Regions from separate parts of the Homo sapiens genome. Here region 1 is linked to region 2. Evidence: read pairs that join two places in POLR2A ChIA-PET (ENCODE). Cell type or tissue: PC-9. All regions are shown on one strand. Each heading gives the region's core, and the rest is flanking DNA. Links, peaks and the distances in the headings are about the cores only. Region 1 overlaps TNFRSF21 (TNF receptor superfamily member 21). Region 2 has its middle 11 kb from the start of CD2AP.

What was found. ChIA-PET counts read pairs that join two places held together with the same protein. Peaks named below come from ENCODE experiments on the same cell type or tissue, not always from the same donor. Only the 100,000 strongest peaks of a DNase experiment are listed, where the experiment ranks them.
Region 1: POLR2A ChIA-PET joins it to region 2 with 5 read pairs; 2 of 35 experiments call an interaction of 5 or more read pairs at or near these places.

What each region holds. Positions count from the first base shown.
Region 1 is chr6:47,268,763-47,285,091 of GRCh38, forward strand. It overlaps TNFRSF21 (TNF receptor superfamily member 21), which reads right to left. Exons shown (of 6, transcript NM_014452.5): 3 at 15,176-15,670. Among named protein-coding and RNA genes, the nearest start is that of TNFRSF21, 33 kb to the right of the region's middle. In PC-9, for the core only: no CTCF peak of the experiment used is centred there; a DNase peak (open chromatin) is centred at 10,039; H3K27ac peaks cover 3,801 bases.
Region 2 is chr6:47,458,614-47,474,942 of GRCh38, forward strand. No RefSeq gene overlaps it. Among named protein-coding and RNA genes, the nearest start is that of CD2AP, 11 kb to the right of the region's middle. In PC-9, for the core only: no CTCF peak of the experiment used is centred there; no DNase peak of the experiment used is centred there.

The DNA of each region.
Region 1 (16,329 bases), core at 8,070-12,069, 190 kb before region 2:
CAGCAGGTCAGGCTCTGAGACATGCCTTCCATCCCCACCTCATCTACCCTATGCCCCTGATAAGGGCCAAAGGGCTATGTTCCTTCATTCCTTTGCTTCCCCAAACCTCAGTCTCCAATATCCTTATTTATCTTCTAGGTTTTTGCAATCGCCTGTGTGTTTTCTCATTCAAGAAACTTGAGTAATTGTTTACAAACCAGAATGTCCTCTGTACTGAGCAGAAGAACCCTGCAGTCCTTTGACCAGGAAAGCAACATGTCAAATATAAAGAGCACTGTCTCGAGAATTAGAGAGCCAGGCCTTGGCTTCCCTCTAACCCTACTGGCCATGTGACTTTGGGCAAGTCACCCTTCCTTCCTGTGCCTCAGCTTCATCTTCTGTATAATGAGAGGACTGGACTAAGTGAATCTCCTCTAACCGTGACTTACACACAAACACACACACACAGACACACACAGACACAAACACACACACACAAACACACACACACACACATACACACATTGCCCATGATCTTTATTGCTCTCCAATTTGTAAATTTTCCAAAAAATAAAATGAAAACAAACACTATATTACTAAAGCCTAGTAAGCCCTAGTCCTGGAACAGTGCCTTGAACATGGTGTTCAAATATATATAATTAAATAAAAACATCACAAGTTAAGCAGCTGAATAACAAGTCTTTGTAAAGATTATTTTCTAGTTTTTCCTTTGCCTTGAGATTCCTTAAGGGTGAACCTGGTTACAAACTTATCCCAAACTTCCCTCATTTCAGAATAGGATAGCATGTTTACTTCATATAATGTATTTCCCTGCTTTAGCCAAATTCCAACTAATTCAGAATTGGGCAGACTGACCATTTAGCTTCTCTTTAGGCAAATAATGCAACATATGGATAACAATAACTCTCAACCAAGAGATAATGTACCAAACAGCAGAACAAAGAGGGAGAAATATCATCTAAGACAGAGAATAATGCCTCTCTAATTTAATATCTCTCATAAGCATTTTTAAAGGAAGAAATTTGTGGTTGTCATGGCTAAAGATATACCCTGTGGACAAGAGCGCTGCCTGGGCCCCTGGAAAGCCACCTTCTTCCCAGCAGAGCACTTAGCCTATAACCTGCATGTGAAACCAGACTTGGACATTGCCTTTCTAGAAGTGAAATAAATTATTTCTATAACCCCAGCCTCTACCCGTATATGAGCGACAGTTTTCTCCATTCACAAGTATCACTTTTAGATTATCTTGTAAAACTTAAGCACATAGTCCCAACAAATTACAAAGATGCACTGATCTGTGGTAAACACATAACTTAAGAAAGTTTTTACTGGGGAGAGTTATGTCCCTGTCTGACAGCTCTAAAGAGAGCAGTGGTTCTCCCAGCATGGCGTATGAGCTCTGAGAAGGGACAGACTGCCTCCTCAAGTGGGTCCCTGACCCCCGTATAGCCTAACTGGGACTCACCTCCCAACAGGGGCCAACAGACACCTCATAAAGGCAGCTGCCCCTCCCGGATGAAGCTTCCAGAGGAAGGATCAAGCAGCAATATTTGCTGTTCTGCAATATTTGCCGTTCTGCAACATCCACTGGTGATACCCAGGCGAACAAGGTCTGGAGTGGACCTCCAGCAAAATCCAACAGACCTGCAGCTGAGGGACCTGACTGTTAGAAGGAAAACTAACAAACAGAAATGAATAGCATCAACATAAACAAAAAGGTCATCTACACCAAAACCCCATCTGTAGGTCACCAACATCAAAGACCAAAGGTAGATAAAACCACAAAGATGGGGAGAAATCAGAGCAGAAAAGCTGAAAATTCTAAAAATCAGAGCGCATCTTCTCCTCCAAAGGATCACAGCTCTTTGCCAGCAATGGAACAAAGCTGAAAGGAGAATGACTTTGAGGAGTTGACAGAAGTAGGCTTCAGAAGATCAGTAATAACAAACTTCTCCGAGCTAAAGGAGCATGTTTGAACCTATCGCAAGGAAGCTAAAAACCTTGAAAAAAAAGTTAGACTAATGGCTAACTAGAATAAACAGTGTAGAGAAGACCTTAAATGACCTGATGGAGCTGAAAACCATGGCACGAGAACTTCGAGACACATGCACAAGCTTCAATAGCTGATTTGATCAAGTGGAAAATAGGGTATCAGTGATTGAAGATCAAATTAATGAAATAAAGCGAGATGACAAGGTTAGAGAAAAAAGAGTAAAAAGAAACAAACAGAGCCTCCAAGAAATATGGGACTATGTGAAAAGACCAAATCTACATTTGATTAGTGTACCTGAAAGTGATGGGGAGAATGGAACCAAGTTGGAAAACACTCTTCAGAATATTATCCAGGAGAACTTCCCCAACCTACCAAGGCAGGCCAACATTCAAATTCAGGAAATACAGAGACCACAAAGATACTCCTCGAGAAGAGCAACCTCAAGACACATAATTGTCAGATTCACCAAGGTTGAAATAAAGGAAAAAGTGTTAAGGGGAGCCAGAGAGAAAGGTCAGGTTACCCACAAAGGGAAGCCCATCAGACTAACAGTGGATCTTTTGGCAGAAACCCTATAAGCCAGAAGAGAGTGGGGGACAATATTTAACATTCTTAAAGAAAATAATTTTCAATCCAGAATATCATATCCAGCCAAACTAAGCTTCATAAGTGAAGGAGAAATAAAATCCTTTACAGACAAGCAAATGCTGAGAGATTTTGTCACCACCAGGCCTGCCTTACAAGAGCTCCTGAAGGAAGCACAAAACATGCAGAGAAACAACCAGTATCAGCCACTGCAAAAACATGCCAAACTGTGAAGACTGTCGATGCTATGAAGAAACTGCATCAATTAACGGGCAAAATAACCAGCAAACATCATAATGACAAGATCAAACTCACACATAACAATATTAACCTTAAATGTAATTGGGCTAAATGCCCCAATTAAAAGACACAGACTGGCAAATTGGATAAAGAGTCAAGACCCATTGTTGTGCTGTATTCAGGAGACCCATCTCACACGCACACACACACATAGGCTCAAAATAAGGGGATGGAGGAAGATCTATCAAGCAAATGGAAAGCAAAAAAAAAGTAGGGGTTGCAATCCTAGTCTCTGATAAAACAGACTTTAAACCAACAAAGATCAAAAGAGACAAAGAAGGCCATTACATAATGGTAAAGGGATCAATTTGACAAGAAAAGCTAACTATCCTTAATATATATGCACCAAATACAGGAGCACCCAGATTCATAAAGCAAGTCCTTAGAGACATACAAACAGACTTAGACTCCCACACAATAATAATGGGAGACTTTAACACCCCATTGTCAGTATTAGACAGATCAACGAAACAGAAGGGTAACAAGGATATCCAGACTTGAACTCAGCTCTACAACAAGCAGACCTAATAGACATCTACAGAACTCTGCACCCCAAATCAACAGAATATACATTCTTCTCAGCACCACATCACACTTTTTCTAAAATTGACCATATAATTGGAAGTAAAGCACTCCTCAGCAAATATAAAAGAACAGAAATCACAACAAACTGTCTCTCAGACCACAGTGCAATTAAATTAGAACTCAGGATTAAGAAACTCACTCAAAACCACACAACTACATGGAAACTGAATAACCTGCCCCTGAATGACTACTGGGTAAATAACAAAATGAAGGCAGAAATAAAGATGTTCTTTGAAACCAATGAGAACAAAGACACAACGTACCAGAATCTCTGGGACACATTTAAAGCAGTGTGTAGAGGGAAATTTATAGCACTAAACACCCACATGAGAAAGCAGGAAAGATCTAAAATCAACACCCTAACATCACAATTAAAAGAACTAGAGAAGCAAGAGCAAACACATTCAAAAGCTAGCAGAAGGCAAGAAAAAAGCAAAATCAGAGCAGAACTGAAAGAGATAAAGACACAAAGAACCCTTCAAAAAATCAATGAATCCAGGAGCTGGTTTTTTGAGAAGATCAATAAAATTGGTAGACCATTAGCAAGACTAATAAAGAAGAAGAGAGAAGAATCAAATTGATGCAATAAAAAATGATAAAAGGGATATCACCACCGATCCCACAGAAATACAAACTACCATCAGAGAATACTATAAACACCTCTATGCAAATAAATTAGAAAATCTAGAAGAAATGGATAGATTCCTGGACACATACACCCTCCTAAGATTAAACCAGGAGGAAGTTGAATCTCTGAATAGACCAATAACAGGCTCTGAAATTGAGGCAATAATTAATAGCCTACCCACCAAAAAATGTCCAGGACCAGATGGATTCACAGCCAAATTCTACCAGAAGTACAAAGAGGAGCTGGTACCATTCCTTCTGAAACTATTCCAATCAACAGAAAAAAAGGGAATCCTCCCTAACTCATTTTATGAGGCCAGCATCATCTTGATACCAAGGCCTGGCAGAGACACAACAAAAAAAGAGAATTTTAGACCAATATCCCTGATGAACATCAATGGGAAAATCCTCAATAAAATACTTGCAAACCAAATCCAGCAGTACATCAAAAAGCTTATTCACCATGATCAAGTCAGCTTCATCCCTGGGATGCAAGGCTGGTTCAACATATGCAAATCAATAAATGTAATCCATCACATAAACAGAACCAACGACAAAAACAACATTATCTCAATAGATGCAGAAAAGGCCTTCGACAAAATTCAACAGCGCTTCATGCTAAAAAATCTCAATAAACTAGGTATTGATGGAATGTATCTCAAAATAATAAGTGCTATTGATGACAAACCCACAGCCAACATCATACTGAATGGGCAAAAACTGGAAACTTTCCCTTTGAAAAATGGCACAAGACAAGGATGCCCTCTCTCACCACTCCTATTCACCATAAAGTTGGAAGTTCTGGCCAGGGCAATCAGGCAAGAGAAAGAAATAAAGGGTATTCAATTACGAAATGAGGAAGTCAAATTGTCCCTGTTTGCAGATGACATGACCATATATTTAGAAAATCCCATCATCTCAGCCCCAAATCTCCTTAAGCTGAGGATATAAAATCAATGTGCAAAAATCACAAGCATTCCTATACACCATTAACAGACAAATGAGAGCCAAATCATGAGTGAACTTCCATTCACAATTGCTATAAAGAAAATAAAATACCTAGGAATCCAACTTACAAGGGATGTGAGGGACCTCTTCAAGGAGAACTACAAACACTGCTCAACGAAATAAGAGGACACAAATAACTGGAAGAATATTCCATGCTCATGGATAGGAAGAATGAATATTGTGAAAATGGCCATACTGCCCAAAGTAATTTATAGATTCAATGCCATCCCCATCAAGCTACCAATGATTTTCTTCACGGAATTGGAAAAAACTACTTTAAAGTTCATATGGGACCAAAAAAAGGGCCTGCATTGCCAAGACAATCCTAAGCAAAAAGAACAAAGCTGGAGGCATCACGCTACCTGACTTCAAACTATACTACAAGGCTATAGTAACCAAAATAGCATGGTACTGGTACCAAAACAGATATATAGACCAATGGAACAGAACACAGGCCTCAGAAATAACACCACACACATCTATAACCACCTGATCTTTGACAAACCTGACAAAAACAAGAAATGGGGAAAGGATTCCCTATTTAATAAATGGTGTTGGGAAAACTGGCTAGCCACATGTAGAAAGCTGAAACTGGATCCCTTCCTTACACCTTATACAAAAATTAATTCAACATGGATTAAAGATTTAATGTTAGACCTAAAACCATAAAAACTCTAGAAGAAAACCTAGGCAATACCATTCAGGACATAGGCATGGGCAAGGACTTCATGACTAAAACACCAAAAGCAATGGCAACAAAAGCCAAAATTGACAAATGGGATCTAATTAAACTAAAGAGCTTCTGCACAGCAAAAGAAACTATCATCAGAGTGAACAGGCAGCCTACGGAATGGGAGAAAATTTTTGCAGTCTACCCATCAGACAAAGGGCTAATAACCAGAATCTACAAAGAACTGAAACAAATTTACAAGAAAAAAACAAACAACCCCATCAAAAAGTGGGCAAAGGATATGAACAGACACTTCTCAAAAGAAGACATCTATGCAGCCAACAGACACATGAAAAAATGCTCATCATCACTGGTCATCAGAGAAATGCAAATCAAAACCACAATGAGATACCATCTTACTCCAGTTAGAATGGCAATCATTAAAAAGTCAGGAAACAACAGATACTGGAGAGGATGTGGAGAAATAGGAATGCTTTTATGTTCCTATATTCCCACTCCTAATGTGGGAGTGTAAATTAGTTCAACCATTGTGGAAGACAGTGTGGCGATTCCTCAAGGATCTAGAACTAGAATTATCATTTGACCCAGCAATCCCATTACTGGTTATACACCCAAAGGATTATAAATCATGCTACTATAAAGATACATGCACACATATGTTTATTGCAGCACTATTCACAATAGCAAAGACCTGGAAAAAACCCAAATGTCCATCAATGATAGACTGGATTAAAAAAATGTGGCACATATACACCATGGAATACTATGCAGCCATAAAAAAGATGAGTTCATGTCCTTTACAGGGACATGGATGAAGTTGGAAACCATCATTCTCAGCAAACTATCACAAGGACAGAAAACCAAACACCGCATGTTCTCACTCATAGGTGGGAACTGAACAACGAGATTACTTGGACACAGGGTGGGGAACATCACCCACCGGGGCCTGTTGGGGGGTGGCGGACTCGGGGAAGGATAGCATTAGCAGAAATACCTAATGTAAATGATGAGTTGATAGGTGCAGCAAACCAACATGGCACATGTATACCTATGTATCAAATCTGCATGTTGTGCACATGTACCCTAGTGCTTAAAGTGTAATTTTAAAAAAAGAAAAAAAAATGTCTCACATTCTCCCTAAAAGCACACAGAGTTATTACACATTCTCTTGGTTTTCCCCCAACCCTGTGACCTAATTTAAATAGAAATTTTCACTAACCTGCCCTCACACGTTCAAAAGCCTGGGGGAAAGCTCTTTCATGTTGCAGTGAGCACACAATCCTTCAGTGGCATGAGGTTGGCATTGAGCCTGGCCTCTTCCCTCTGACTGGCAGCGCAGTGTTCTCCACCCTACAGCACATTGCAGGACCCCTCAGGCCAGTGTTTTTCCTGATAGACACCAGGAAGACAGTAGGCACACTCAGGTAAGGCACAGATAAATTGTCACACTGATCAAAATCTGGTGGCCCTTCTGTGATGGGTTCAAGTCTCCTGATTTTACAAAGAAAGATGAGATCCAAAGAGAGAAAGTGCCTTGCCTGAGATCATCCAGCCTTTTAGTAGCTGAATGGATTTGAACCTGAGCTCTCCCAGACCCCCTCCTCTCTTCTCTATGGCTCCAGTTTGGCAAAGAGATGAGTTGTAGCAGGTACATGGCAGGTACACCTGTGAGGTGGACCCATACATAAGATGGAGTCTCCTGGTGAAAGCCGACATCTGTTAGGAGATGGAGGAAGCATAGAACAATTTTTAAGAGAAAATACAAGGACAGCTGCCACCTTTTTTGCTCCCACTCATAGCTGATGGTTCTCCTTTGTTACTTACCCCTTCAGCAGACTTAGAAATAGTTACTGCTAGAGGAAAAACTGAGCTCGAACTGTTGAAATTCGAGAAAGCCTCCAAGAATCAAACTGTTTATCCAAGCTGTGCAAGCCAGCAGAAGGTGAAAGAGAAGAAGCTGCTAAGAGATGACAAGTCTATGGCATAGACCAGATGCTGGTAGGCGACAACCTGCAGGACAAACCACCTGTTCTTGCAAATAAAGCTTTGTTGGAACACAGCCACACCCATAATTTACATGGTGTCTCTGGCCACTTTCACACTACTACACTTTCAAACAGAGTGGAGTAGTTGCAGCCTATAATCCTAAAATATCTCCTAGATTCTCTTAAAATATCTCCTAACTTGCTGACCCATGGTATAGATAGCTTAGGGAAAATATTGTTTTGGACAGCATAGATTTATATCCAAGTCTAAAGCCACTGAAGAGTCTTGCTTGATGATCTCAGAGGCTCTGCCCATTTGAGAGAGCACTGCCTACATGTGTAAATTAATTAAGCTAATAATCATATCTGGTATGGAGGGAAACCCATCTTCCTAATAAGCTCCTTTAAGGTGGCAGTGTTGCTCCTACCTAAGTACAGTTTTTTTGGTTTTGTTTTGTTTTGTTTTGTTTTTTTGAGATGGAGTTTTTCTCTTGTTGCCCAGGCTGAAGTACAGTGGCACGATCTTGGCTCACTGCAACCTCTGCCTCCTGAGTTCCAGTGATTCCCCAGCCTCAGCCTCCTGAGTACCTGGGATTACAGGCGCCCGCCACCACGCCTGGTTAATTTTATATTTTTAGTAGAGACAGAGTTTCGCCAAGTTGGCCAGGCTGGTCTTGAACTACTGACCTCAAATGATCGGCCTGCCTCGGCCTCCAAAGTGCTGGGATTACAGGCGTGAGCCACTGCGCCCAACCCCTAAGTATAGTATTTTAAAGGAGAATGTTTCTTTCTTGCTAGTGGTCATTTCTGTGACTTAATCGGGAAACAAACTGAGACTGCCAGAGAGGAAGGAGGTGATGATGTCAGTGGTGAGGATGATGATGATCCATCCTCTGCATCATCTCCAGCGTTTGCACCCTCGTCCTCATCACTGCTATCACTTGTGAACTGTGGACCATGTGGCCAGCAATGTCCCAAGCACTGGGCACACACTCATGTATGTAATCCTCACTACAGCCTGTGTACTATTAGTATCCCTGTATTACACATGAAGAAACTAAAGCACAGAGTGGTTAAGTAACTTGCCCTGGCTCACGCAGCTGGTAAGCAAAGGGAAACCAGACTCCAGAGTCTTTGTTCCTAACTGCATATTCTAATGCATTTTTTAAAATTTTCTAACATTATAAACAGAGGCCCAGAGAAGTAAAAGGTTTTAACTGAGAGTCCATGACTAGGAAATGGCAAATCCAGAATTTTAGAACCCAGGTTTATGAATTTCTAGTCTATGATGCTTCTTTCTTACCCAAAAGCTTCATCTCCTGTGCCTCCCTCACTCCCACTTCAGCCCAACCACATTACTCCTACAAGCATCTCATGCTTGTCTGCTAACGCCACGCACAAGGTTAATCCATTTCCACACTAGTTAAACACGAGCACCTAAGCATTTACGAAGCTGCCTTGGCCTTTGAATTAGCAGGGTTCTCTCTCTTGGCATCACCCTGCTCTCCAGTGTCCATGGGCTGATGTGTTTCACTTTGAAATAAGCAAATCAGATGAGGGATGTCAGCAATCTTTTCCTAGTCAGTTTTTGCATATTTTAAAGCAGTGCTATTATGGAAGCTTCCTTTAGCTCTGAAAAATAATTCTTACCATCTATGGCAATTTAGTATAAAGAACCCACCTGAAGGTCTCTATGTTTAAATCCCTAACACCAACATCAGTATAAATCAACAAGAAAAAAACCAATCCAATGTCTTTAAAACAATCTGGCCTTTAAAAGCATATGTAGATTACTTAGTTTATGGATGCTTTACACCAGTGCTATCCAAGAGAACTTTGTATGATGATGGCAATGTCCTTTATCTGTCCTATCCAATATGGTAACCACAAGCTATGTGCGGCTACTGAGTACTTAAGATGTGGCTGGTGCAACTGAGGAACTGAATTTTTAACTTCAGTTAATCTTAGTTTTAAATTAAATAGCTCATGAGGCTAGTGGTTACCATATGTGCTAGCTCAGCTCTGGACCACCCCTCCTCAAGCCCTATTCCAGGCACAGGGGACATACAGTAAGACCCAATGTCTTCTCTCTAAGAACTTAGAAGCTATGTGGGGAGACAAACCACATAGCCACAAAGAGTTAAACAGTGACAGATGGCGAGAGCTAAAGGAATGAAGAAATTGCATCTTAGAATCCAGTTCTACAGAATAAGACCTTTGCCCTTTTGCTGTAGAGGATACAAAACAATCTGCTTGAGAAATAATGCCTGCCCCAACTGATTTCGTAATCCCTGTTGCAGTTGATTTAAAGGAGATGCTGCCTATCTATGGCATGTGCCTCAGGTAACTACGTGAAGTGGGATCACTGTCTCTATCAAATGCTTACTACAGTGTCTCCTCAAGGCAGAGCAGAGAAACTGAGCAGGTTTAAACGAGGTATACCCAATTCCTTTGTCTCTCACCTTTTTTCCCTCACTTTTCTTCACAGTCTGAAGGAAAAAGGAAATATGATCCAAGCCAGAAACTGCCGATGTTTTGTTCCTATTGTCACTTTGCAGAGCTTCTTCATCCATAAGTACTTTCAGGGCAATTCCTACTCCTCACCTGCTTTTCAAACTTCCCCTCTAAATTTCTAGGCCCACTAGTTGCTGAGAACAAGACTTCCTACTTTTTGCAAATAGTTAAAGAGGGAGGAAGAATGGGGGAGAGAAGGATAATAGGAAAGTAGGGAAGGGAGGAAGGAGAGGAAGAAAGAAGGAAAAGGGAAATAGTAACGGCACAAATTAGAAACTGCAATGAGCAAACAGCAATTGGTTTCTGTTCTCAGCTACCCTGTTTTTCAATTGGGACTGGAATACAGTTTTGTAGCCTCCATAGCTCTAAGGAAATGAACAAAGTGGCTGTTTGCAGATCATTGGTGACTTTTCTCAGTGCAATGTATGGCCAATTGTATAGGGATTAAATTCTACTATCTTTACTTTTGTTCTTTTGTGACAAAACAGATCAAATAAAAAAATGTTTTCCACGTAACCTCTCAATTAATGTGAATCCACATAAATCCTTAATTTTTAATTAAATTGAAATTTTTGGACCCTCCCCCTCCACTTACCCCATTACATTGAGGTTATACAACAAAAAGAAATACATTTTCAGAAAACGATAAAAGCATGACAAATTGAGTATTAACAATATTCTTATCTGGCTGACACTTCAACCTCTTAACTATATTTTTATATGTAAACATTCTGAAGATACTTCCAATTCCTGTTGCTGAAATAGATACATTACGTGAAATCACAGTCCAGTCCCCAAACATATACCAACATTTACCAAACATAAAATTGCTCTGACTTCAGAAAGGAAGAAAGAGTACAAAATACCACAGCACCTTTATTCTTCCATCTCCTAGCCATGCGAGGCCTCCTCTTATGTTTCCAATACTAGGACTCCATGAAAGTAGGATTGTAGCTTTCTGGAGTTCAGCTTTAAAAACTATAAGTCCATGGTAGACAAAGATGGATGAGTAGAGCTGAATAATAAAAGAGGTTTTTGTTCGCAAGAAAGACAGAAACCAATGGCCTAGCTTCAAAGTTTGGAGGATGTATATGGCATCCAGGAGCATGGCTTGTTCTACTGAGGGTAGGCAGGGATAAGTGAGGTTTTAGAAGACCTCTGATAGAAAACAACCCAAGGCTAAGCCATTTCCCTCCCACCTTATCCTCATGAACAATTCAGTGTGAAATAGACAAGGACCAGGAAAAGATCTTATTATACGGGATTATCTGCTGGCCAGAACTCAATGCAATCAGACCAACAAAGCCCTGTTTCTAGAGGCCTCTCTGAGCACCTGGAATAGCTTTACTAAACAGAACCTCTCTTTGTAATAGGATTTTACCCGGTTGCATGTTTGAGACTAGCAATTTGGAAAGAAAAGACTTTCCTTAGAAAAACACCTTAAATATAAATATCCCAATGCAAAAATCTGAGGAACAAGCCTAAACTATTGGAAGAGATAGTTATGCCTCAATGAAACTACTGTAATTTAGTTTGAAAAGCATATTGCTGTGGTACTGCTTTCACAGACGAGTAGGATCAGGCTTTGTTTGATTTGGCACTTCCATTATTTTTACAAAATAGGATATTGTTTTAAGGACACAGGCATAGTAGTTTATAAGGTTACCATGGTCATAAGAACGTCTAAGGTCATTATATTAAATTGCTTTCTGCTGCTGGACCAGTTTTTACTCTACAACTTGCTGTGTTCTCAAGAATTTTAAAAACCAGACTGCAAAAGAGAGTTTAAAAATGTAGCTGACCATAATCTATAAATGCAACTACTAAAGGAATGGAGTTGCTTTTGTAATAAAGTGAATAATGAGAGGACAGTTCCAGATATTTAATTATCTATCAGGATGTTCACATGGTTTTCTACTAATTGGGTAAATCTGCAACAGAACAAATATCCTGACTAGGCACTTACAGGGCAGTTTAATGCAATTCTGATCCTAGACTGGATCCTACACTAGAGAAAAAAAAGTATATTATCTACCAAGGGCCTTATTGGGTCAACATACAATATTGGCAAATGAAAGGCAAAGGATTGTAACCCTGCTAAATTTATTAAGGTTGAAAACTGTAGTATGTTTTCTGAAGAGAACAGTCTTATTGTCAGGAAATACATGCTAAAGTATCAGGGGATAAAAGGCCATAAAATAATTAAGAAAAATTATTTTTTCCATGTATGTATGTGTATATATGCACATAATTATATATTATATATTACATGTTATATAATATATAATAAGCTATTCTATAATACATATTTTACAATATAAAATCTATATGTGATTTTTTTTTTTTTTGAGATGAAGTCTCACTCTGTGGCCCAGGCCGGAGTGCAGCGGCACGATCCTGGCTCACTGCAACCTCCGCCTCCCAGGTTCAAGTGATTCTCCTGCCCTAGCCTCCCGAAAAACTGGGACTATAGGCGTGTGCCACCATACCTGGCTAATTACTGTATTTTTAGTAGATACGAGGTTTCGCCATGTTGGCCAGGCGGGTCTCAAACTCCTGACCTCAGTTGATCTGCATGCCTCGGCCTCCCAAAGTGCTGGGATTACAGGCATGAGCCACCACGCCTGGGCCAATAGGTGTATTTTTTACGTAGAGAGAGCAAATGACAAAGCAAAAGAGCAATATGTTAATAATAGATAAATGTGGGCACAGGTATGTAGGTATTCTTTGTACTGTTGCTGCAACTTTTCAAAAGTTTGGAATTATGTACAAATAAAAAGATTTTTTTTTTTTTAATTAAAAAGAAGGGGGAATTGAAGCTTTCCCCAGACAGGCTTCCAGTAAATAGTTGTCTTATTCAAGTTTATGCAGGCTTAGTCTGATAAGACCCAAATAGGATGTTTGCCTCTGCCCGACTTTCACTTGACTTTTGACCATCTACATCATAGGTGTCCAATCTTTTGGCTTCCCTGAGCCACACTGGAAGAAGAATCGTCTTGGGCCACATAAAATACACCAATAATAGCTGATAAGCTAAAAAAACAAACAAAAAACGCTGGGCAAGGTGGCTCACACCTGTAATCCCAGCACTTTGGGAGGCCGAGGCGGGCGGATCACCTGAGGTTGGGAGTTCAAGACCAGCCTGACCAACATGGAGAAACCCCATCTCTAGTAAAAATACAAAATTAGCTGGGCATGGTGGTACATGCCTGTAATCCCAGCTACTCAGGAGGCTGAGGCAGGAGAATCGCTTGAACCTGGGAGGTGAAGTTGTGGTGAGCTGAGATCACACCATTGCACTCCAGCCTGAGCAACAAGAGCTAAATTCTGTCTCAAAAAAAAAATAAAAAAAAAAAACCCTCAGAAAGTTTATGAATTTGTGTCGGGCTGCATTCAAAGCCAAAGCTGTCCTGGGTCATGGGATGGACAAACTTGATTTACACAAATCAATAAGGGGAAGCAAAATGAGTTGCAAGACTTTTTTAACTTTTTCTAAACGTTTCGTTATAGAAGTGGCATGTACTTAGTACAGACAACTTGGGGAAAGTACAGAAAACTAATAAAGAAAAAAGAAACCCACACATAAATCCCACCACACTGGGGAAAAAAAATTGTCACTTTGGCATATTTCCATTCAGTCTTATTCTCAAGTTTAATGAGAGTTGGGATTATATTCTACAAAGTATGTAGTTTGGTGTTTGTTTTTTTCCTTTAACCTAGTATAAACACTTTCCTGGCTAAAATCAAAAACTTCATAAAATCTTGAATGTCAACATAATATTCCATTCTATGAATATACCATAATTTACTTAGTTTTTCCCTAAAACTGTCCTTCTGTTATTTTCAATTTCTATGAGACATGATGTTGGGTTAAAAGTTTAAGATCTTTGTGCTTATATCTTTGTTTCAGTGTTTCTGATTATACCTTTATGATATATTCACAAGAATGGAATTGCCACGCCAAATGGTATAAATATTTGTAAGACCCCAAAAAGCCAAACTGCTTTTTAGAAAAATAGATATACCCCTTTCTCTTTGAGGGGAGAGGACACACCTGAATGGGGTTATCAAAACTGGGCTGAAGTTTCATTTAGGATTTAAAGAAAGAGAAGTTACTGCACAGTCTGAAAACTGCAGTCTTCAGATCAAACTTAGCTCTGGGACAAGTTCTATAAGCTATTTTTTGCCCTCAAAAGAGGAAAGGCCAAAATATTCCAGCCTGTATTCAACACATGCTGACTACCAGGAAAGAGATGTAATGCTGAGGCTCAGATGATGACCGACATATTATGCTTCTGGGGTCTACAATCCAAAAGACCATCCTACCCTCCTGATAGACATGGGATCCTAAAATTTAAGTGGGGAAAATATATATGTGACGAAATTGTTAGGAATCTAAAAGCAAGGTTCTGACTGAAAATGGCAAACTTATGACAAGTTGGGTTTTGTCCCCTTCATTTGCTTCACAGCCTAATCGTATAGCAAAAGCAAGTGCTCCAACAGTCAGGAGTCTCGTCCCATCTGTCCTCAAAAACAACTAGCCTCTTGTTTGGATCAATGTTGCCAAACCTCTCTAAACTCAAATTTCTCATTTGTTAAATGACAAGGTCAAACAAAGTCCCTAGGAGTCAATCAGGTCTCTGATTCCACAACATTCTTCTGTTTTAAAGGTACCAGGGGAAAAGGAGGAAGAGAGATTATTCTCTCTGAATGCATTACTTCTAATGAGACGGTCAATCTCTTTTTCTATAACACGACTAGATCAAGTAGTGTTTGGTCTACAAAGGAGATTCCACAAACTACGCATTCCCATTCCTTCAGAAAACAGGGACTAGGGAAAAAGTGGTAGAGAGATCTGTGAGCAAGGAGAGAAGAGAGAAGGCTCACCATGGCCATTGCAGTAGTAGATCCATTTCTCCCGGTTCTGGGTTGGAGTCATGGATTTCTTCAGCCCTGCCTTTTCCACAATGGCACTGGGATCCTGCCGGGGCCCCTTTTTCAGAGTCCTCGAGCTTTTCCGGATACTGCACACCACAATCACCACAAGCACCAGCAGCAGGAAAAGCACAATCATCCAGGGCAAATGCTCATTGATGTCAAAATGCTTGTGTAGGTTCTGTCTAGGATGTCCCCTCTTGGGGCCCTTGATGGGCGTGCTGGACTTCTCGCCCCCAGTGGCCTCCATGGACGGCAGCAGCTTCAGGATGTGTCTGTGGTGGGGGCCTTGCTGGTGGTTGACTACCTGAAGGTTTGGGAGGGTCTTGTTCACGTCTTCCTTCCCCCTTGCTGAGCTTGTGTTGTCAGGGACTGTCCCTTCCTGGATGCTACTCAGTACCTTTGGTCTAACAGAGGCAGAAGAGTTGGATTCTGTTGAGTTCATGCCTAGAAAAAAGAGTAAGGAGGGGGGAAGAGCTTTTCCATATTTGGGGATCTATACATTCCCTCCTTTCCCTGGTCATCTCCAAGCTAGGCCAGATAATCAAAGATAAGATGACCCTTGGGGCTTAAGAATAAATTGTGTTGCACATTTTCATAAAGACCCTAATGGCACCTTCATGTGGAAGGCAAAAATGGAACTGAACCACTAAACTCACATTCTTACACCAAAACCAAGGGCAACCTTAAGGATCCAACAGCTGAGCTTGACAGCAGCTTCTCCTGTACTTCACATATTGAGCAGGCACATATATGTGCAGAGATCTAATCAATTCTTATTTTGAGTTTTCAGAGAACCAGTTCAAATTTAATTATTTTGTCCATCCTCCTTCTCCCACCTTTTGACTATTTTATGATGCAGTGGTAAAACTGAGAATATGACTAAGATAAAAAAAAGAATTCAAATGCAAATTTGACTGGTGAAAGACTTGGTAGGACAGGTCAGCAAATAAGAGCATCTGTTATCAAAAGATTAAACAAGATTTGGGCTGGCAGCTTAGCAGACTTCTCTCAGAGAAGCCTCCATAAGTAATTTTCATTAAGAAGTATGAGAGATGGGAATTTTGAGTCCCAAGAGACAGGACTTGGCCTAAGCAAAGCTAGAG
Region 2 (16,329 bases), core at 10,265-14,264:
CATTTTCTCCTTAAATGCTTCTGAAAAATAAGCATGATATAGCTTCTAAAATTTGTTGATAAGCTTTCTTTCATAAATAAAGTAATCTAATAATGTATCTCTCATTAAATGAGAAAAGAGCAAAAATGTGTTTATATGTGATGACCACAGTTAAGGTATACATAAGAGTTTTCTAATACAATATTAAATACTATGCCAACTTAAAATAAAACATTTTAACTTAAAACATCTTCTTTAGTATTTCATTTTTATTTTATCTACAGAGCTGTGGTTAACGGGTCTCAGATGTACCTCTTTATTATTCTGTCACTGGTTTACTCTGTCTCTGTCCCTCAGCCGAGACCAACTTTTATTACATTGTGTCTGAGTAAAGCAAAAAACTACATGCTAGTGTCAGAGAAATGATAACTTCTGTGTAACTGCCTTAGTGTGTGTAACATTTAAGGCAAAGACACCTACAGGTTTTATGAACCCTGATTCAAAAAGGGTTACTTCGCACACTTACAGGTACTTACTATGTGTCAGACATTGTCCTAAGACTTAAAAAAAAATCAATATATTTGAATCTCAAAAGAATCCTATAAGATATGAGGTCATGTTATAAATGAGGAAACCAAGGCACAGAGAGGTCAAGTAACTTGACCAAGGTCACAGAGGCAATAAATGGCATAAGTGCCACAGAAAGTGGCAATAAGTCACTCCTCATGATTACAGTATTCTACTGTATAGCTCTGCTAACCAAATCCAGTGCTCAAACCCCCTCCCAAGACATTTTAATATGTCTCCCTATGTCACCAGTGTCTCATGCTTCAAAAATAATTTTATTTTCCCTCTATTTCATTAACATTCTTTAGTGCATTTATTTCAGTTATTAGGAAAAAAAAGAAATCTAATTTAAACTAATTCATACCAAGAGGCATTAAATTGTGGATAGATTCTGGCTTGACATAGTCATTGCACAGGTTTTCAACTTGAAAGGAGAACAATTGCTATTTTAAAGGAATGAATCTCAATTGTAGTGGTTTTCAAAATTCAAGACAGTCAACTTTCAGAGTCCAGCAGGAGGCTTATCCCCAAAATCCAGCCTCAAATACACAAAGTTCTGCTTTTCTATGTGATGGCTGTGCATAAAATTTCATTTGGGAAAATAAAAGGGACTCTGCTGCCTCAAATAACAGTAAATTGAACCACTCCTCTAATCCACTAGTCCAGTGAACTTTCTGGCTCTTCTTTCCCTCACCTCCATCAGACACATTTCATGCGCTCCCCCGACCCCCACCCTTGATAAAGAAGCACTTAGAGGCTCACAGAACAGCGCAGAATATCTCTGCGTTCAAAGAACTTCAGGAGGGATCCAGAAAGTACTTTTGAGTAGATGCATTGAGCCTCTCAGTAATGTGAAAGCAGGCTGCAGAGATCACCATCCCAGCAACAGGATTATTCTGTTTGATATCTGTTGCCAACAGCCACATTTCCCAGCATCTTGGATGCAAAAGGGGGTTTACTGACAAAGCAAAGCTTTTACATTGGGCCTTACAGGCACAGGAAAATCACCAGCTACCTCAATGCACAGTCCCACGGTAGCATTCCTCCGGTCACTCTTAGAAAAGGCCCAAGTCATCTGGGCGCCTGGACTCACCCGCCCCAAGCAGGTGGCCCTTCTCCTGGTTCCCCTAGTTCTTCCTGGTAAATGGCAGAAATTGTATCTGACGCAATGTGCGCAACTTTGTCCTTTGCTGGATTCAGGTTTCTGGTCATGGGTCAGATCACTCAGTGCCTGAAGCAATTTCTTCCTCCACACCCAATGAATGCTTCAGGGAATCATGCAGGGATAGGTAGATTTCTTTAGGTACATATTTGTATTAATGAGAGCAGCTGGGAGCTGTCTTCCTGGTTCTAGTCAATGATTAACTTTTGAAGGCAGCCTCTTTGTGTGTGTGTGGTGTGTGTGTGTGAGAGAAAGGACTTGTTTTAAGTGTTCCCACACAAAGTTATACATCTGTTTTTCTAATCAATGAATGACCTAACTACAAAGAGTTGAAGCTACCATTGAGCCAATAGTAAAGAATAAAATCCTACCGGCTGGGCGCAGTGGCTCACGCCTGTAATCCCAGCACTTTGGGAGGCCGAGGCAGGTGGATCATCTGAGGTCAGGAGTTCGAGACCAGCCTGACCAACATGGTGAAACCCCCATCTCTACTAAAAATACAAAATTAGCCGGGCATGGTGATGCACACCTATAGTCCCAGCTACTGGGGAGGCTGAGGCAGGGGAATCCCTTGAACCCAGGAGGCGGAGTTTGCAGTGAGCTGAGATTGTGCCACTGCACTCCAGCCTGGGCATCAAGAGCGAAACTGTGTCTCAAACAAACAAACAAACAAACAAACAAAAAGAAAAAAATCCTACCCTCCCAGAAATCTCTTATTGCCATAGAAATCACCAGATGTTTACCAGGATGCTGCACTGTGGTCACCTAGGGGCTGAATACACTGTTTTCTACCTATTCCTTCAGCCTCTGGGAATCCACAGGCCAATTCAATGACATATGCTCAGAGGGGTCAATGATACAATTGCAGTTAGAGCCGTATTCACAATACATTTCTCAGAGAGAAAGCCTCAGTTCATTTCTACTCATTTCTTACTGAGAATTTTCACTTTATACTTCTATGAGAGAGACATTAGTATACATGTTGGCCTGTGGTAAGGCATATTTAGCTGTATATTTAATAAAGGTTCCAAATGTGTTTGGTGATTATTAAACACATGTGCTCAGCAGCATTGCTGCTCTCTTAAATTTCAGTTCCTCATTTCATCTGACTGCTCAGACTCTGCTATTTGAGAGACAATCTCCAACTTTTTTTTTTTTTTTTTTTATGATGGAGTCTTGCTCTGTCACCCAGGCTGGAGTGCAGTGGCGCGATCTCAGTTCACTGAAAGCTCTGACTCCTGGGTTCACACCATTCTCCCGCCTCAGCCTCCCGAGTAGCTGGGACTACAGGCACCTGCCACCACGCCCGGCTGATTTTGTTTTTGTATTTTTAGTAGAGACGGGGTTTCACTGTGTTAGCCAGGATGGTCTCGATCTCCTGACCTTGTGATCCGCCTGCCTCAGCCTCCCAAAATGCTGGGATTACAGGCGTGAGCCACCATGTCTAGCCAACTATTAACCCAAACTCTGCATAAATCAATTCAGTATCTTCCCCAGACAAAACAGTACTTTCTCTGGATTCCCCATTTCTGTCCACATTTCTTTAAATAAATCCTTTTTCTAGGCTCTCAGAATTGCATTATATTTCATTTACTTCTAAAATATTTTCAGTGTAACAGGTTTGATTTTACAAGACTATCCTAGACAACTGTTCCCCTTTTGGCATCATGCCTGCATCCTTGCAAGTGTCAATGGTGGAACTGGGCTTCCTGGCTTCAGGAGTTCAGTCCAAGTGATTAGCCTTATATAAGTGATGGGTAATTGAACGTAAGAATTTATTGCAAAAGTCAGCCTTGTGTGTATCTATTAGTTAATTAGTCACACTAAACTATGAGTGAAAAAGTAGCAAATCAGGGCAAAATGCAGATAAAGAAAAAAATCCAAGTAACAGTAGAGATTATTTTTTAACTGATAAATGATAACAATAAAATAAAACTGAATTTCAGTAATTATCAATTACTGATTCACCTAACTATGATCTTCCTCAAGTGAACCAAATAGAAAACACACTTACTTCAACAAGTAGCAATTGATGAGGTTACTAAACCCTGGTCTGTGGACTACCTGTATCAGAATCATTGGCGATCTTTCTATTTTAGTTTACTTGATTTTGTTTTGCCCTATATTATTTAAAAAATTTCTCAGTTATGAATAACCAAAACATGTGCAAGTTACTGAAGAATGATCAGAGATTCAAAGTTGCTGGCTTTAAGGATAGAGAAAGGGATCGTGAGCCAAAACTCAGTGAACTATATTGAGAGTAAAAATTGAAAAAGAGTTTGGGAAGAATATTGTATCTTTTTTATGCCAATAAATGCTCATAAAGTTTCAAGTAATATGAGGATGAAAAATTGAGATTATATTCTCTGTAACTTGACTTTTTTGTAGAAGTACTAGAAATACTGACATCTGTTGCACTAAAGAAAGTAATGTTTATCAACTATATTTAAATTTTAGTTATCTCTTTCTAATTAAACAATTAATCTTTCTTTCTCTTTTTTTTTTTGAGATGGAGTTTCACTCTTGTTGCCCAGGCAGGAGTGCAATGGTGCGATCTCAGCTCACTGCAAGCTCCGCCTCCTCCGCCTCCTAGGTTCAAGTGATTCTCATGCCTTAGCCTCCCAAGTAGCTGGGATTACAGGCATGCACCACCATACCTGCCTAATTTTTGTATTTTTATTGGGGATGGGGTTTCACAATGTTGGTCAGGCTGGTCTCAAACTCCTGACCTCAGGTGATCCACCCGCCTCAGCCTCTCAAAGTGCTGGGATTAAGGGCGTGAGCCACCGCGCCTGGCCAACAATTAGTCTTTCAAGAAAAAAATCATATTTGGGAATTATTTCTATTGTGTGATGATGTTAAAGGAGAGATGCCAATTCCACCATTTCTACATTTCTTGGGGGAAGAAATTGTTCAAAATCATTATAATAATATCCATGTGAAATTATCTTCATTAAGCCACAGTAAATAAATAAATAAATAATAGAAAATGAAAAAATAAGAAACGAGTGAGAAACACAATATTCTCTTTAATCAAACAACAAAAGACTTTAAAAGAATGCTCTGAGGAGACAATTCCATATATTTTTAAATCTATGGAGACATTGCCCTGGTCGATTTCCTTTGGAAAAGGAGGGAAGCTTAAAAACTTCAATATTACAGGAAAAGATCAATATTACATCAGCACCCTATCCTGACAAGGCCAGTCTAAAAAAGTATCTTGCTAATTCTCTAACTTCTGTCACCACGTGCATATATTTAGCATTGCAAAATATGCATAAAATGACCAAGAAGCAGGCAAGAGTGCTAAGAAATTATTTTTTTCTGCTCTACAATGTCAAACTTAAAAATTCAAATTCTAAAATTTTATTTTATTTTATTTATTTTTCTGAGAAGTGGTCACACTGTCACTCAGGCTGGACTACAATGGCGAGATCATGGCTCACTGCAGCCTCAACTTCCCAGGCTCAAGTGATCTTCCCATCTCAGCCTCTGGAGTAGCTAAGACTACAGGTACACACCACCATGCCCAGCTAATTTTCATACTTTTTGTAGGACAGGATCTTGCCATGTTGCCCAGGCTGATCTCAAACTCCTGGGCTCAAGCAATCCACCTGCCTTGGCCTCCCACAGTGCTGGAATTACAGGCATTAGCCACTGTGTCCAGTCCTAAAATTTTAAATAACTAAATTGAAACAATTTTTAATGAAAAATTCAGATTTATTCTTGTATGCCAGAATTTCAATCTATGACAATCCAGGTCTGACCATGAGTTCTGATGAATATTGGTTGTAATACTCTACCTGTTGGAATTTAGCCAAAATGTGTGTTTGATATGCTTTTAATGCTTAGCCAGGCTTGGGAACCACTCATTTACTGAATATTTACATGTGCCAAATCCTGGGTAATCTGGCAATAGAAAGACAAACATCTGCACAAAGTTACCCAAGATAATTTATTAACTCCATTACCTGGCCTAGAGCTTGTTTTTGATATTGACTCACCCTTTCTTGCAAGGGCAAGGCCTTTTTGTAATTGTAAACATTTAAACCAGTTTATTTTTCGAAGATGAGTAATAAGGATGAGGAGGATGTTTAGCACAATTGCATATTAAAATATTAGGAAACAGTGAAATACAAACACAGGAATAGATAGATCAGAGTCCAGAAATTGATCAATTATATGAATTAAATGTGTGATAAAGGCAGAATTTCAAATCCATAGGAGTAATATGGATTACTATTCTCAAACATTATGAATAGCTAGTCATTGAAGGGAAAACAAAAACAAACCTGAATTCCAATCTTACTCCATGCACACTCAAATAAAATCCATACATGTTACAACTGTAAATGTAAAAAATAAAATTACAATATGACTAGAAGTTTTACAGTTAGTGAAAATTCAGCAAGCTATACACTTAAGACTTATACTTGTGTGATTATACATTATCAGTAAAAAGTTTTAATTTTGATAAAATAATAGGTTATTTTTTAATTTTGGAGGAGAAAAGGCTTTTCAACTTTAATGAAAACTCAAAAAAAAAACCAGAAAAATTGGTAAGTTTAAATTACATGCACGTTTAAACTTTCTAAATGACATAAAAACACCATAAAACATTAAAAAAAACATCAAATTGGGAAAACATACTAGCAAAACTTTTGACAGACTATATCAGGCAGGGTGTAACCAGGAAATGAGAGATCACTCTAAACTCCTGAAACAAAGATAATCTAATAAAGGAATTGTTCTCAGAGGTGATGGAAGAGAAAAGAAGCAAAAAAGGGGTTGATAAGCCCTTTAGAAGTTATCAACAGCAGGTAGCCTCTTTGCCCCTAAACTGGAAGGAAAAAAGGAGGATGTAGTGTTCCCAGTGCCCAGAGCCCTGCTGGAGCCAAAACCAGACAGCCCTCTCTGATGGCAGCAGAAGCCATAGGGAATATGCAGTGGATGTTAGAGATGCTGCTTGAAGTAGAGGATGGGGTGGAGTGCAAACGTCCCAGCTCTTTCCTCCCTCTTGACTTCTGTATTAGTTTCCTAATTGCTGCTATAACAAATTACTACATACTAGCTGACTTGGAGCAACACAGATTTATTTTTTTACAGTTCTAGAGATCAGAAATCTGAAATGCCTCTCACTGGGATAAAAACAAGATGTCAGAACTGCATTTCTTTCCAAGGCTTTAGGGAAGAATCTATTTTCCTTGGCTTTTCCAGTTTCTTGAGGCTACCTTTCCTAGCTCCTCTTTCCTCTATTTTCAAAGGCAGCAATGGCCAGTCAAATCCTTCTCATGCTATCACCTTTTAAGTTCCCTTGTGATTACATCGGTACTACCTGGAAAACCTAGGGTAATCTCATTTTAAGGTCAGCTGATTTGCAAACATAATTCCATCTGTAACTCAATTCTCCTTTGCTATGTAATATGATGTGTTCACAGGTTTCAGGGACTGGGAAGTAGGCATCTTTGAGGGAGCTCTCCTTGTGCCTTCCATACCTTCCAGTCTCTCACCAGTGCCTCTCTTTGTCCAGATTCAACTGGAAGCCAACTGACTGGGAAAGGAGTCTGCAAGGGCCAGTGCTCCACACCCCAACTCTCGTCCCACACAAACCCAGGGGAAAGACAGGAATGGATCTAAGAGCAGATGGGTACCTGGAAAAATAACTAATATCCCTAGAATAAAGAGTTCTTAGAAATCACCGAGAAAATTATAACAAAAAAGACAAATGAGCCAAGGATATGTGCTGGCAGGCTGGCAATTTTTAGGCAAACATATGAAAATAGTATACATATGTAAAGATTCTCAACCTCCGTAATCTAAATTGAAACAACGAGCTATAATTTTTTTGTATCCTATGGGCTAAACTCAAAAGATTGTTAATATCCAGTTTTGATGACAGTATAGACTATTGAAAACAGTAACTGGTGAAACATTTTTGGAAGGCAATTTGGCAAAATATAATCAAAATGTAAATGTTTTTGGCTTTTGATTTAGTAATTCCACTTTTTTTTTTTTTTTTTAAAAGATATTGAGCAAGGCTCTGTCACCCAGGCTGGAGTGCTGTGGCACTATCCTAGTTCCTTGCAGCTTTGAATTCCTGGGCTCAAGCAATCCTCCCACCTCAGCCTCCCAAGTAGATGGAATTACAAGCCACAGGTCACTGATTCTGGCCTGACACAGACTAGACACTTGATGCTTAATTCACTTAACATATGACTTGATCCGTATACAAACCACTGAAGAAGGATTCCTTCAGCTCCTCCACTGACCTCTTTCTCTCTCTCCTCCTCCTCCTCCTTCCTTTTAAACAAAGGAAGAAATCACAGCTCAAGGAGTGAATTGACCTAAGATAGGCTGGAGCCTCAGCTATGGAATTAGCCCTGAATTCTCACAGGCTCTGCTTCTTAATGGTTATGTGACCTTAGGCAAGTTAATTAACTAGTCTCAGCTTCCTGCTCTTTAAATAGGGTGATAATACTACCACTCGTAGCATTGTAATGAAGGTCATGTCAGATGAGGTGTATGAAGTGTCTAGGTCCATGCTTGAGACTTAAAATGGTCAGATGGTGTTAGCTGTTATTGACATTGTTGTCATTGCTAACATTGTCAAACTAGAAATAGTATTACCTCCTTCACTAATTTGTCTTAAGGAGTACATTGAGATTTGTGTACTGTGAGAAAGCTTTGTCACCTTACCATGGTCTCAGTAAGGCCCAACATTATTCTGTGAAAATATATTTGGCAGTGAGGGAGGTAATCAAAGAGGTTACCTTTGTAGCGTTTACAAAACCAGTTAAACTGGATTGATAATCTAAGGATGGTGTTAAAGAGTAAGGAAAGACATAGTGTAAGATAGAGAAAAAGGATAAGAAAGGACAAAGTGAAAAAAGGATGAAGATTACAGCCTAGGAAATGGAAAGGGAAAAATGTAGCCCAAGTGTAACATTGTAAGTCCAAATCAGAGATATAACTATTGAGGGGCAAAAAGAGGGCATGGACCATTTCAAAGAAGCAATTCCACACAGAAGAAGGTTGGCAGAGTGTGCAGGGGACTATTTAGGATGCATCAGTTCCCTGGTTATGAAGTGGAAGTATTGGTATAGGCCTCGGGGGTAAGGAGGTTGAAGTGCACTCTAATTTACTTGATATTTAAATAAATGTGAGACAAGGCAGATGATGGCTGGGGAGGTATGGGGAGACAGGGAGGTTGAGACTTGCTTATGAACCGCATATAGAATGTGATGCAGGTGGCCGGGCGCGGTGGCTCACCCCTGTAATCCCAGCACTTTGGGAGGCCGAGGCGCACGGATCACGAGGTCAGGAGATCCAGACCATCTTGGCTAACACGGTGAAACCCCGTCTCTACTAAAAATACAAAAAATTAGCCGGGCGCGGTGGCGGGCGCCTGTAATCCCAGCTACTCGGGAGGCTGAGGCAGGAGAATGGCATGAACCCGGGAGGCGGAGCTTGCAGTGAGCCGAGATAGCGCCACTGCAGTCCGGCCTGGGAGAAGGAGCGAGACTCCGTCTCTCTAAAAAAAAAAAAAAAAAAAGAGAATGTGATGCAGTTATGGGAGTGTTGAGACCTGGCCTGGAAACCTAAGAACAAAATGTGAATAAGGAATAAGCAGAGAGAAACATCTCGGTGTATGAGACTCTTTTGCTTTGGCAGGCATTTAATTTTGGGCACCAAGATAATGTCAGAACACGTAGCATAAAAGCTCCAGTACCAGATGGGATATAGCCCTTATTGTAATCTGTGCAGTTTAGGAAGTTAGACTGGGATATGAAATAAAATTTCCATTTATTATTTTGGAAATAATGTATGGCTAGGGCCAGGAATAAGTCCTTACTTATCAATAATAACATTGAATGTAAATGTACTAAACTCTCTAATCAAAAGACATAGATAGTGGCTAAATGGATATAAAAAAACAAGACCCAGTGAACTATATCTACAAGAAACATAATTCATGTATAAAGACACACATAGACTGAAAATAAAGGGATGGAAAAAGATATTCCATCCCAAGGGAGCCAAAAAAGAGCAGGAAAAGCTATACTTATACTAGACAAAATAGATTTCAAGACAAAGTCCACAAAAAGAGAAAAAGATGGTCATGATATAATGATAAAAAAGGTGAATTCAGCAAGAGGATATAACAATTGTATATATATATGCACTCAACACTGCAGCATGCAGATATAGAAAGCAAATAATATTAGAGCTAAAGAGAGATAGACCCCAATACAATAATAGCTGGAGATTTCAACACCCAACTTTCAGCATTGGTGAGATCATCCAGACAGAAAATCAACAAAGAAACGTTGAACTTAATCTGGACTATAGGCCAAATGAATCTAATAGATAGTTACAGAATATTTTATCCAACAGCTGAAGAATACACATTCTTCTCTTTAGCACATGGCTTATTCTCAAAAACAGACCATATGTTAAGCCACAAAACAAGTCTTAAAAAATTCAAAAAATTGAAATCATATCAAGTATCTTTTCTGACCACAGTGGAGCAAAACTAGAAATCAATAACAAAAGGAACTTTGGAAACTATACAATCACGTGGAAATTAAACAATATGCTCCTAAATAACCAGTGGGTCAGTAAAAACTCTAAGAAGCAAATTAAAAACTGTCTTGAAACAAATGAAAATGGAAACAAGACATATCAAAATCTATGGGATACAGCAAAAGCAGTACTAAAAGGAACATTTTTACCAATAAGCGCCTACATCAAAAAAGTAGAAAAAATCAAATAAATGATCTAACAATGCATTTTTATAAACTAGAAAAGCAAGAGCAAACCAAACCCAAAATTAGTGAAGAAAAGAAACAATGAAGATCAGAGCGGAGATAAATGAAATTAAAATTTAAAAAAAATGAAAAAAGTTGTTTTCTAAAAAGATAAATTGAGAAACTCTTAGCCAGACTAAGAAAAAAGAGACAAGACCCTGATAAATAAATTCAGAGATGAAAAAGGATACATTACAACTGTTACTGCAGAAATTCAAAGGATCATTAGGGGCTACCATGGGCAACTATATGCCAATAAATTGGAAAACCTAGAAGACTTGGGCAAATTTCTAGACACCTACAACCTACTAAGATTGAAGCTTATGAAATTCAAAACCTGAATAGGGCAATAACAAGTAACAAGATTGAAGCCATAATAAAGAATCTCCCAGCCAAGAAAGTCCAAGATCCAATGTCCTCACTGGTGAATTTCACCAAATATTTAAAGAAGAACGAATACCAATGCTTCTCAAACTATTCCAAAAAATAGAGAAGGAGGGAATACTTCCAAACTTATTCTATAAAACCAATACTATCCTGATACCAAAACCAGACAAGGACACATCAAGAAAAGAAAACTACAGGTCAATATTTCTGATGAATATTCATGTGAAAATCCTCAATAAAATACTAGCAAACAGAATCCAACAGCACATTAAAAACAGCATTCATCATGACCATGTGGGATTTATCCCAGATATGCAAAGATGGTTCAACATAAGTAAATAAATCAATGTGATTCATCATATAAGCAGAATGAAGGACAAAAACTATATGATAATTTTAACTGATGCCTAAAAACCATTTGATAAAATTCAACATTATGATAAAAACCCCCCAAAAAACTGGGTATAGAAGGAACATACCTCAACACCATAAAAGCCATGTATGACAGACTCACAGCTAGTATCATACTGAATGGGGAAAAACTGATGAGAGGAAAAAATGGCCTTTCCTGTAAGATCTGGAACAAGAAAAAGATGTCCACATTCACAACTGTTGTTCAACATGGTGCTGGAAGTTCTATCTACAGCAATCAGGCAAGAGAAGGGAATAAAGGGCACCCGAATTGGAAAGGAAGAAGTCAAATTATCTTTGCATGCAGAAGATATAATTTTATATTTGGAAAAACCTAAAGACGCCACCAAAAAACTATTAGAACTGATAATCAAATTCAGTAAAGTTGCAGGATACAAAATCAACATACAAAAATCAGTAGCATTTCTATATGCCAACAGCAAACAATCTAAAAAAGAAATCAAGAAAGTAATCCCATTTATAATAACTACATATAAAATAATATATTTGGGAATTAACCAAAGAAGTGGAAGTTCTCTACAATCAAAACCATAAAATACTGATGAAAGAAACTGAAGAAGACACACACATACACACACAAACACACACACACACACACAAATAGAAAGATATTCCATGTTCATGGATTGGAAGAATCAATATTGTTAAAATGTCCACACCACCCAAAGTAATGTACAAATTTAATGCAGTTCCTATCAAAACACCAATGACATTCTTCACAGAAATGGAGAAAACAATCATAAAATTAATATGGAACCACAAAAGACCCAGAATATCCAAAGCTATCCTGAGCAAAAAAGAACGAAACTGGAGGCATTACGTTATGCAACTTCAAATTATACTACAGAGCTGTGCTAACCAAAACAGCAGGGTACTGGCATAAAAACAGACACATAGACCAGTGGAACAGAATAGAGAACATAGAAATTAATCCATACATCTACAGTGAACTCATTTTCAACAAAGGTGCCAAGAACATACTTTGGGGAAAGAATGGTTTCTTCAATAAATGGTGCTGGGAAAACTGGATACCCATATGTAGAAGAATGAAACTAGATCCCATCTGTTGTGATACACAAAAATCAAATCAAAATGGAGTAAAGATTTAAATTTCTAAGACCTGAACCTATGAAACTACTAAAAGAAAATATTGGGGGAAACTCTTTAGGACATTGGACTGGGCAAAGATTTCTTGATTAGTACCCTCACAAGCACAGGAAACCAAAGCAAAAGTGGCAAATGGGATTACATCATGTTAAAGAGTGTCTGCACAGCAAAGGAAACAATCAACGAAGTGAAGAGGCAACCTACAGAATGGGAGAAAATATTTGCAAACTATCTGCCTGACAAGGGATAAATAACTACAGTACATAAAGAGCTTAAATAACTCTATAGGAGAAATTTAATAATTTGATTAAAAATGGGCAAAAGATCTGAATAGACATTTCTCAAAAGGAGATATAAAAATGGCAAACAGGAGGCCAGGTGCAGTGGCTCACGCCTGCAACCCCAGCACTTTGGGAGGCCAAGGCAGGCGGATCACCTGAGGTTGGGATTTCGAGACCAGCCTGACCAATGTGAAGAAACCCTGTTTCTACTAAAAATACAAAAATTAGCTGGGCATGGTGGCGCATGCCTGTAATCCCAGCTACTTGGGAGGCTGAGGCAGGAAAATTGGTTGAACCTGGGAGGCGGAGGTTGTGGTGAGCCAAGATTATGCCATTGCACTCCAGCCTGGGCAACAAGAGCAAAACCCCGTCTCAAAAAAAAAAAAAAATGGCAAACAGGTATATGAAAATATGCTCAACATCATTGATCATCAGAGAAATACAAATGAAAACTACAGTGAGATATCATCTCTCCCCAGTTAAAATGGCTTTTATCTAAAAGACAAGTAATAACAAATGCTGGTGAGAATGTGGAGAAAAGAGAACCTTTGTACACTGTTGGTGGGAATGTAAATTAGTATAGCCACTATGGAGAACAGTTTTGGAGGTTCCTCATAAAACTAAAAATAGAACCACCATAATATGATCCAGCAATTCTACTGCTAAGCGTATACCCAAAAGAAAGGAAATCTTATATCAAAGAGATATCTGTCCTCTCATGTTTATTGCAGCACTACTCACAATAGCCAATATTTGGAATCAACCTAAGTGTCCATCAACAGATGAATGGATAAAGAAAATGTGGTACATATACACAATGGAGTACTATTCATTCATAGAAAAGAATGGAATCCTGTCATCTGCAAAAACATGAATGGAACTGGAAGTCATATGTTAAGTGAATTAAGCCAGGAACAGAAAGACAAACTTTGCATGTTCTCACTTATTTGTGGGAGGTAAAAAATTTAAAACAATTGAACTCACAGAGTGTAGAATGATGGTTAGAAGAGGCTGGGCAGGGGTGGGGAGAATGGGAATGGTTAATGGGTGCAAAAATATAGTTAGATAGAATGAGTATGATTAAATAGAATAACAGGGAGAGCACAGTCAACAATAATTTATTACACATCTTAAGATAGCTAAAATAATATAATTGAATTGTTTGCAACACAAAGAATGGATAAATGCTTGAGGTGATGGATATCCCATTTACCCTGATGTGATTATTATGCATTGTATGGCTGTATAAAAATATCTCATGTACCCCATAAATCTATACACCTACTATGTACCCACAAAAATTAAAAATTTCTATAGCATAAAATTTTGCAGAGATTCAAATAAGAATACTACAAATTAATTATTAAATTGAAAATTTCCCCAGTTTATTTGTCTGTGCCATGTTGATTCGAAATGCAGGTTCTCCTCAATAAGGTACATTTTATTTAAATAAGTGCAAGTTGAAATAGTTAGGTATATCTTTGCCTTCTTAGCTGGAAATCACATTCCTTGAAGGCAGAGTTTGTGTTTGCTGCAATGAATCTTTCACAGTGTCCAGCATATGAAATCCCTTGTATCTTATATTAGTTTAAACATTTATTGTATTAGTAAAAAAACATATTTACTAATTATTTGAGGGTAGTGGGTGCTTAATCAATGCTTATTTAACCAAATTTTTTTGTACCTAATTTTTTGTGACTTGTGTGCATTTTTTTTATGACCGTGGATGTAGCTGGAAAAGCAAATCAGTTGCCTACTTAAAATACTTCATTAATTGCCTCTTACTTCTAGAACAAGACGTCAAATTACTTCCCTGGCACACAGTGCTCTCCATATTTGAGTGTGGTCTCAGAGCCTGGCCCCTCAAAGACATCCTAGCCTTTTTTTTTTTTTTTTTTGAGATGGAGTCTTACTCTGCCACCCAGGCTGGAGTGCAGTGGCATGATCTTGGCTCACTGCAACCTCTGCTTCCCGGGTTCAAGTGATTCTCCTGCCTCAGCCTCCCAAGTAGCTGGGATTACAGGCACCCACCACCATGCCTGGCTAATTTTTGTATTTTTAGTAGAGATAGGGTTTCGCCATGTTGACCAGGCTGGTCTTGAACTCCTGACCTCAGGTGATCTGCCCGCCTTGGCCTCCCAAAGTATTGGGATTACAGGCGTGAACTACCACGCCCATCCTGGGCTTTGGATTGTATACCTGCCTATTGTCCTGGCTACCTGACTACCCTTCCTTGTCCTTACTGAGAATTCCAATGTACCCTCGAGAGACTCCCCAATCCTTTCTCTTTTAAGGGCAAGGACTTTATTTCTATCTCTATATTTATCATCCAGAAGCTGCTCATTTGTAATGGGTGATCAGAAAAACATCTGTTGAGTTGAATAAATGTGTACTTGTGACTGGAAATTATTTACATAATACCATGTGTATAATTTAACTGCCTGATATTTGAAAATGCAAATGTATTTGTTATTTGAGATTACTTAAAATATGTGACCCTTCAAAAGGAGCTAGCTTTAATATTTGGGAGGAGTAATGCTTCTTGAAAGATATTCCCTTTAAAGGCCTATGAGTCTCCTATGACTTGCCTATCAAATGCCAGCTTTATGACACTAGCATCTGAATAAAGTGCAAATAACACCATTAAAAAGGTCCTTGCAGTTGGCAAGTGGTGATTCATTTAGATGGGTCATCATGTTTTTAATTAACTCTTTCTTAGTATGCAATAATGAAAAGTGCTTAGAGTGGTCATAGGCCTGAGGACATCCCCCAAGTTGCTAGTCGAGGAACAGTATTTTGTTGCAAGCTGAATGGGCCACCAGTTTGAGCAGGGGGATTTTTCAGCTTCAATGATCTCACAGTATAGGCATTCTGATTGAGGTTATTATTTCCTACAATTGTTTTCTAAAGAATGATTTTTAAAATGCAGATTATACATTGATGTAATTTGGGCTTAAGTTTACAGTAAATTAGCCAGGCCAAAACAAGGTAGCAGTAAGAAAACTTCCCAGGAAACCTAGTACTTTTGAATGAGAATAAAGAAAAAATAATTAGTCACAAGATTTTAGCTAAATGAGTGCTTTAAAAATAATATAATTTAGTTAACACTTATTTTTCTTTAGCATAATCTTCTTGGTTATAATAGTTTTTACCAAAAGGAAAGAAGGCAGATGCTTTTTTAAAATATAGATATCTTCAGATAAATTCCTAAGAAAACTTCAGGAAGAAATCATGGCAGTTTAGCATGAATTACGTTGGTCTGAAATTGTGTCATTCACACAGAACTGTAGTGCTCTCCTTGATATCAGATCAACATGTTTAGTACTTGGCAGAAAAAAAGAAAGTGAATGATTAGAGTGGTGTTAGTCCATTTGTACTGGAATACAAAGAAGAATAAGGACAGATGGACAGAAACAAACCTAATCCAGTATAAAGGTAACAATAAAATAAAGGGAAAAGTAAAAGATAATTTGTTTTTAGATTAAAGGAATTTAAATTTAATATATGTGGTAAGTAGAAATTATCTTCTCACCATATTTTCTCTCATTCAACTAATAATTATTGCCAGGGAACGCAATGTTTTGAGCTGCAGACGGTGGTAGCCATA